Regions from separate parts of the Homo sapiens genome. Here region 2 is linked to region 1. Evidence: chromatin loops called from intact Hi-C (ENCODE). Cell type or tissue: PC-3. All regions are shown on one strand.

Region 1 (4,000 bases):
CCTTTATTCTATTCTTATTCTGCACTGTACAGACAACCTCCTGACCAAAGAAAAATTGCAAACTCCATGGCCTCAGCACTAACTGAGACATATGGGAGAAGGGGCACGTGAGTAGACACACTGGGTACAGGCCATCTGGTCCCCAAGCAGAGAAAGCCTGGTTGAACCAAACTCAGAAGTAGGCTTGAGCAGAGTTTCTCAACTGCCATGCTCCTCCCATTCTGCACACTGGTATGCCTCAGATGGAGTGAGCCACAGCAGGAAGAAGAGGGGGCTGCCCAGGTGCAAAGCCAATGAGGCATGGACTTCAGGCACAAAACTTAAGAGGGCACCAAAAAACTCAGTAATCAAATAATATTTCAATACCGTACTTCAAAGGAAAATTTAATGTATAAAACCCCAGGTTGAGCAAAATATAATTTTAAATAAAGACAAGATTGTAGGGTTCAGAAGCACTTCAGAAGACACGGGCTGGAACTAACTTGGGGCTGTTGTTGCAACAGAAAAGATCTAAGTCTGACTGAGCTAAATGGGGTGCTAGAAGTCCTCAATGGAAAAGCCCATATATGTCCAAGGTCTGTTTCTGAAGGCCTTGCCCCCAGAAAGCCTTGTTCCCATCATTGCTTTATAGTAGACACATGGAAAGCTCCCCACTCTGTCTGGGAGATAATCTGAGAAGTATGCTCTGTACTTCTCTGGGTTCATTCAAAGAGAATTTTTACTTCCAGGTTCAAAGAAAAAAAATTGCTTATCAAAGAGCTCAAGAGATTTCTTGAACCCAGATCTAGTGTTTACCATGCAATATTTTGATGAATGAGAGTTAAATGATTCCAAAATACACGGATTAAATTTCCCTAGAATATACACGGTTTTGGAAAATGAAAGGAAAATGGTACTTTGAGCAAAATACATTTTTGGCTCTGCTGAACCCCAAATATTAAAAAAAAGAATATAAAGTTTGCCAAACCCCAAGTGCTTCTGGGCTCACATATTCTGGCTCTCTCCTTGAGAACACCTTTCTACCATCATTTTCCCCAGGCAGCTCTACTCACAACAGGAAGTCTGTAACTCAATTTCCCTTTCGTAAATAAAGGCATCTTTAAATGGTATAGACCTGACATCCACATCGGAAGGCAAGAAAAATATGGCAAATACAGTTCTTTGGGGTCTTGTCATCCACACAGGATCATCATACAATTAGGCAGTAGGATGGCAGGTGCTAACCTTGGGGGGACTCTGATTAAACAAACAGCACCGATTTTCATGTAATGTTACACTCCAGCACAAGGCCTTGGGAAAAGAGCAATGGCATCACCAGGATCCTGAGTTCTTACCGAAATCTAAGTATACAGATGAACTGTGAGCGCTGGTCTATCCAAATTTAAATATACGCACAAAATGCTCTTTTGCATAGGGGTATAGTCCATCTCTGGAGTTGCAATGCTGTGGCCGGGGGACCAAAGCAAATGAACTAAGTTTTGATGAAAACCATAAAGTTACATTTGGGAAAAATGTCTCGTTACACATATGTGACCATGTTTTCCTAATTCTCCTAGAGCAGGATTTGGAACAGGTATACAACAGACAGAAATTTTGTTTCCGAGTCAGAGAACGCAAGGCAGCCAACAAGAGCTAAAGACTCGCAGTGTTCTCAGGTTTACAAATGGGTTAGCAGGGCACAGTTGAGGTGTTTCCGTTTGTGGGTTTGTTTGCTTCACTCATTGGCGTGAGAAGCCAGGCACATTTCTTCAACTTTGGAAGCCACGAAGGAGTCCTATTCATTGGGGCTTGTGAATCAACAAAGAGGAATGGCATTTAATATTTATATATGTCTCATGTAGCCATTAAAAATCTTTTATGAGTGTGAAGCCATTATTAAAGCAAGATGGGTTCTGGGTCATGGACCCTTTCATGGCATTCCCATAGTGCTAATGAGACAAATAATATCTCCTCACAGTACAATGGCTGCCTCTAGCACTGAATTCAGTGTGCCTAGTGCAGTTAAAAATTCTAAAGGAAAAAAATTTACCATTAGAATTACCCTACCCTAAGAACTTTTTCCTTTTCATTGCCTGAACAAACAATGCAGTTTCTAGCTCAATTAAAACTAGGTTGGTGCGTGTGTGTGTGTGTGTGTTAGAGGGGCTGAGTAGAGACTATAGACTAAAGATGGCCAAATACATGGATATTAATAACACACATGAATGTCTGTTATCCACTGGACCACATGAAGTGTATCCCCAGGAGATATTTACCTTCATATATTTACAGATGACATTATGTTGCACCCTGATCTAAGTCATCCACTACTTCTAGAACAGCTGAAGAGAAGACAGAAGAAGGAAAGAAAAATGATGACAAAAGCATGGAAAGCTAACAAAAGAGGATAAACATACTGCATAGGAGAAATATGTGAATGAACACTGATGCTTTAAATTTTATATAGCAACTTGTTTGGGAAGATCTGCCTTACTTATGAGTGATATCTTACACTTGCCAAAATAAAAGTTTTATGATAGCCCCTTGCCAAACCATATTCTACCAAGAGAAGCAACCACACAAATGAAGAGTAAGATATACATGTAAATGCTCTCAAACACACTTCTTCCCCTTTACCATAAAGAAGATAGAGTTCTACATTCAGCTGCCATCAGAACATGGCATTCCCTACCAAGAGTAATTTAATGGCAACCAGCACGCTATGCGAATGAAACACAAATGTCTAGTGGTTTCCAGATCATATATTCAGCACAAAACTTCATTATAGCTTATTTTTATATCACACATAACAACTTTTTAGTTCCGTATTCATTAAAATGAATTAATAATAAAGGACTATATAATAAGGACTTCTGAGTTCTGATATTAGTGGCATCTGATTTTTTTATGGACATTGGTAACAAGGAAGAAAACAATTTCCAGTGGTTTTTCAACTACAGACATTCAGTTTTTCAACTACAGACATGTAGTCAAGGCATTCACAAGACATTTTTATGATTGGGAAATGGTAGTGGGAGGGTAACAATTACATTGGATATCCTCCAGTTAACTTATCTTGGTTTCTGTAATACTATTATCCATAGTGTCACAATATTCAACATAAGTTCATCAGGCTTCACTGATGTTGTCAAGGCTCATTTGGCCATAAGGGGCAGAGGCAGTTCATTCAAGGTGCCCCAAGATAAGAGACATGGGTAAACCGAAATTGGAAGCGAAAGCAGTCAGGAACTGAGGTGGCTTTTGTGTGAGTCTGTGTATAAACTTGTATGCGTGTGTGTGTGTCTGTCTGTCTTTCTTCCTTTTTCTCACGAACTGCATGGAGCACTACTCACACCTTCTCAGTGCATCACTGCTTTGTTCTCCCTATTCTCTTGATCTTCATCCTCATAATTTCAGCCTGTCATTGCTGTCCTAGTTCCAAGTCTACTTTGTGGCCTTTCAAATCAGTTTCCAAAGCTAACCTGCCCAGTCTCTGAATTTCCCCAATTCTAAATTTCAACAGGAGAGCTAAGAGACAGAGAGAGAGAGTGTGTGTGTCTCATCTTTCCCACCCAGACGCCACTGCTGGTGGCCATCAGCAAGCCTAGGCTATCCTCGAATCACACGTGTCCCATCAATCCACCCAGGTCTCACCAGGCCATGGAGTGACTGATTTTGTAGGGGCCGTGAGGGGAGAGAACCAAGCCAGCTCACAACACGGCATGAAAATGGCTAAACATGATACCAGTAAGCCCCTCCCATCAGTGAGGACACAGGAGCAGACACAGAACATGTGGCAGCAGCTGTGCTTCCAACAATGGGAGACTCCATTTTCACTTCAATCTGGAAACAATTCAGAGGGAAAAGTCTTCTCTTCTCTATATATTTTTTATTACAAGAAAAAAATCTCACACTATGAGAGTGCACAGAAAAAAAAGAGAGAAGTCGCTCCCTGCTAATAAGTAGCTACAGGAAGCATTTTTCAGACTGAATAGATAAAGCAAGGTATTGTTGGAAATAA
Region 2 (4,000 bases), 100 kb after region 1:
GAAAGGAGAATGGCTATGGGAAAGTAACCAGGGGCTTCTGCCACACTAATAGTGTTGAGACACTGTAAAATAAGAGAGACAAAGCAATTAAAGAGAATTTTTCCAATTGCAAACAACACTTTCAAAAAGCTTAGCAAGAATTTTAAATTACTGAGTAAATGAAAATCTCTGAGTTTTGGGGAATTTTCAATGATCTGTATTTCCTTGGTGGCCACCTTAGTGCTTAGGGCCACCTTAAGGAAAGTCACTCCATTCCTAAGCCCTCCTTCAGAATACCCAAAACTCTTCATTTAAGTTTCTCATATGGCTTGACACACAATCTGCTACAGGTTTATCTCAGTTAAAAAGTCTTCACAAAATGTGAACACTCCTGGGGATGGTAAAAATATCTGTTCGTTCTCTATTTATTATTAGTTAGTCAAATCCAGTTTTTGATCTCCAAAAATAGAAGGATTGACTGAGTTGGAGTCTGTGGGGAATGAGGTGAACAAGAAAGAAGTAACTTTAAAGTTTTGGATTGGGAAGACACGAGAGGAAACGCATTTCTGGGGTGTTTCTTAGAGTGGTCAGTGGTAGCTGAAGAGCAGATTAAGATCATTAGAAATATTAGGAGAAGAGAAAGGAAGGTTGAGAAGAATGGAGGTGGGGAAGAGAGACTGAAGGGCACAAAGATGGAATTGAGAGCTGAGAACGCATCAAGGATGAATTTCACCATCTTGAAATTTTGCCTAGAGTTGACCATGAATGCTACAATATTTATGTGATCTCTTAGCAAAATATGCAAGAATAGAGCTTTTTTCAATTAAGAAATTAAAAAGCATATAAGAAGTTAAAATGCAGTGCTCCTCTAAACTGATAGTGTTTTGTGTACAATCAACAAAAGCAAAAGAAATTGCATTATCTGAACTAAAAAACCTGTCTCTTACTGTTCTGGAAATGTATTAATTCATTCATTTTAATTTTAATTTAGCTGTCTTTTTAAAAAAAAAATTCTACCTAACAATAATGACAGCATTAAACAAGTATGTTTTGGGGAAGGCACCATACCAAGTGCTTTACATTTATCATTTCATTTAATCTGCACAGCATCTCTTTGAGGTAGATATTGTTATATCCCTTTTACAGAGAAAGGAACTGAGGCTTAGAAAGATTGGGTGACTTGCCTGAGTTGGTGGTGGCAGAGCCAGGTTCCAGACCTATAAAGCCAAGCTCCAGATTCCTTGCTCTTAATCCCTATACTGACACTGCCTCCCTACTTGGTGTTTGGTAGAAATAGAAATGATTCACATTAAGATCAACAGTGACACCTGAACAGGCTATACACTTTGGACGCCTTTCTCCATAAGGCACTCTCCATGTGACTGACATCACTTCTGACTGCTTCAAATGTCCCTTATGTGGATGACCTGCAACTTACTCCTAAAACCTTCTTCACTGTCTCTCCCTGGCTCCCTGCCTCACGCACCACCCCCCACCACCCTCACCACCAACCTCCAGACAGCAGCCAAGGTGTTCTCTGTCAATGGTGTCACCTAGTGGTCAGAAGGTAGAACTCCTTTATTTGACTTCCCTTTTCTACACCCTATTCTTTTATTCCTCTTCAAGGACTTTTTGGCAGAATATATCTACCTCTATTAAGTCATCACTCAGGGTTCATTCAATTCTCCCTTAACCTTTTTCACTTACATACACTCATCTCCTTTAACTCCCTTTCTCCTCAATCCTCTCTCTTTGAAGGAGGATCTCTCTCCCTTCATCATTTATTTCACTAGCCAAAATGTTCACCCAATCATCAGAGAATAGTGAGCTCTGAAATCAGACAGAACTGAATTTTAATTCCAGAGCCAATGCATTAATTGTGAGATGTTGAGCAAATTGTATGGCCTTTCTAAATGTCAGTTTTCAAATCCATAAAATGGAGATAAATTTGCTACTTCACAGAGTTCTTAGAGGAATGAGATGACTTAAGAAAAGCCTTATCTAATTGCACATAATCAGTATTTAATGACTATCACTCATCTCCACACCATCATGAGTAATGCATAAAATAATCATGCTGCTGTATCAAGAAAAAGGAAAGCCATATTCTTGGGGATTAAATTTGTTCTACTTAAGAACCAGTGTCTATAATACTTAAAATCTTTTCAGTAATTTCTCATCAAAACTTCCACAGGGGTCCATGTACTTGCTGGTTTTATCCTTGTTATAAATAGTATTTCTTCTTCATGATAGATAAATCAAATATTTATAAGATAGTCTGGGTATGTAATGTTAAATCAAGCTTAGCCTAAAGCTAAACCTCCTTACATATTTTAAGTTCGGCCTAAAGGTTTTGCCGTACATTGTGAACTATAGTAAGTGGAAGTGTAAACCAACTGTAGCCTACATTTGTGCCAATCACCAAGTTTTGGCCAATCAACTGTAGACAACTGTTTCAACGGTGTTCAAATAAGGCAAATGCCAAGCTGTAACCAATTTGGCTATTTCTGTACCTCACTTCCATTTTCTGTACGTCACTTTCCCTTTTCTGTATGTCACTTTCCCTTTTCTGTCCATAAATCTTCTTCCCCTACATAGCTGCGCTGGAGTCTCAGAGCCTGCTCTGGCTCGGGAGGCTGCCTGATTTGCGAATTGCTCATTCCTCAATTAAACTCCTTTAAATTTAATTATGCTGAAGTTTTTCTTTTATGAATGACCATCATTTACAAACATTACTTCTATGCAAAAGTGCATTCTAAATTCCAAAGAGCCATCAATTAGGAATTTATTCTAGTTTTGGTTTTAAAATTATGAAAAGCTTTAAACTAAGCAAACCCAAAAGTAAAGAGTACGTTTTGCTTTTTTTCTAAGGGAGGTCAGGACTTCTAAATGGGTCAGCTCACAAAATAAAGTGGAATGTGTGCTGATACATTGGAGAAAAATGTGAAAATTCAACCTGCCCTAAGAAGCACCGATTATCCTCTTCAAGCATAGTTTGTTATCTTAGCTACACATGTGACACAAAACAAATCCAGCCAAAGAAGCTTATGAACTAGCATTTGACAATATATGCAGATTACTGGTTTATGTTATTTATCAAAATACAATATATCAAAGATAATGCAATAAAGTATCATACTGGAACAAATGGACACCCATATACAAAAGACTGAATCTTGATTCATACTTCATACCATATGTATATAAATATTCACCTAATATCAACCATAGACTTCAATGTAAAAACCAATCTATAAACTTCTAAAAGAAAATACAGGAAAAAATCGTGACCTTGGGTTAGGCAATGATTTCTAAGACACGACACAAAAAGCGTGATACACAAAAGAAAAAGCTGAAACTGAATTTTATCAAAATTTAAAACTTTTGTTCATCAGACACTGTAAAGAAAATGAAAGAACCATCCACAGACTGGAAAAAAATATTTCCAAAACACATATCTGAAAGAGAGCTTAAATCAAAAATATAGGAATTCTCAAAATTTAATAAAAGAATATAAAAATGGGCAAAAGATTTAAACACTTTACCAAATGAGATATAAAAATGTCAAATAAGGCCGGGCACGGTGGCTCATGCCTGTAATCCCAGCACTTTGGGAGGCCGAGGCGGGAGGATCACGAGGTCAGGAGATCGAGACCATCCTGGCTAACACAGTGAAACCCCGTCTCTACTAAAAAAACACAAAAAAATTAGCCGGGCGTGGTGGCGGGCGCCTGTAGTCCCAGCTACGCGGGAGGCTGAGGCAGGAGAATGGCGTGAACCCGGGAGGCGGAGCTTGCAGTGAGCCGAGATCGCGCCACTGCACTCCAGCCTGGGCGACAGAGCGAGACTCCGTCTCAAAAAAAAAAAAAAAAAAAAAAAAAAATGTCAAATAAGCACATTAAAAGATGTTAAACATCATTAGTCGTTGGGTAAATGCAAATTAAAACCATGATGAGATACCAATATGTATCTATTAGATTGGCAAGAAACAAAGATGAAAATATCAAGTGCTGACATAGGT

What was found. A loop is a pair of places that touch in the nucleus more often than their neighbours do. Peaks named below come from ENCODE experiments on the same cell type or tissue, not always from the same donor. Only the 100,000 strongest peaks of a DNase experiment are listed, where the experiment ranks them.
Region 2: it touches region 1 in a loop (5-fold over the local background); 17 of 110 quality-filtered maps call a loop at or near these places.

The regions. Positions count from the first base shown.
Region 1 is chr14:53,532,793-53,536,792 of GRCh38, reverse strand. All of the region lies in intron 2 of LOC105370504 (a long non-coding RNA gene), which reads right to left. Among named protein-coding and RNA genes, the nearest start is that of LINC02331, 320 kb to the left of the region's middle. In PC-3, no CTCF peak of the experiment used is centred here; a DNase peak (open chromatin) is centred at 1,732; H3K27ac peaks cover 3,078 bases.
Region 2 is chr14:53,429,994-53,433,993 of GRCh38, reverse strand. All of the region lies in intron 2 of LOC105370504 (a long non-coding RNA gene), which reads right to left. Among named protein-coding and RNA genes, the nearest start is that of DDHD1-DT, 280 kb to the right of the region's middle. In PC-3, CTCF peaks have their summits at 1,333 and 1,537 (motif pointing left); a DNase peak (open chromatin) is centred at 1,503.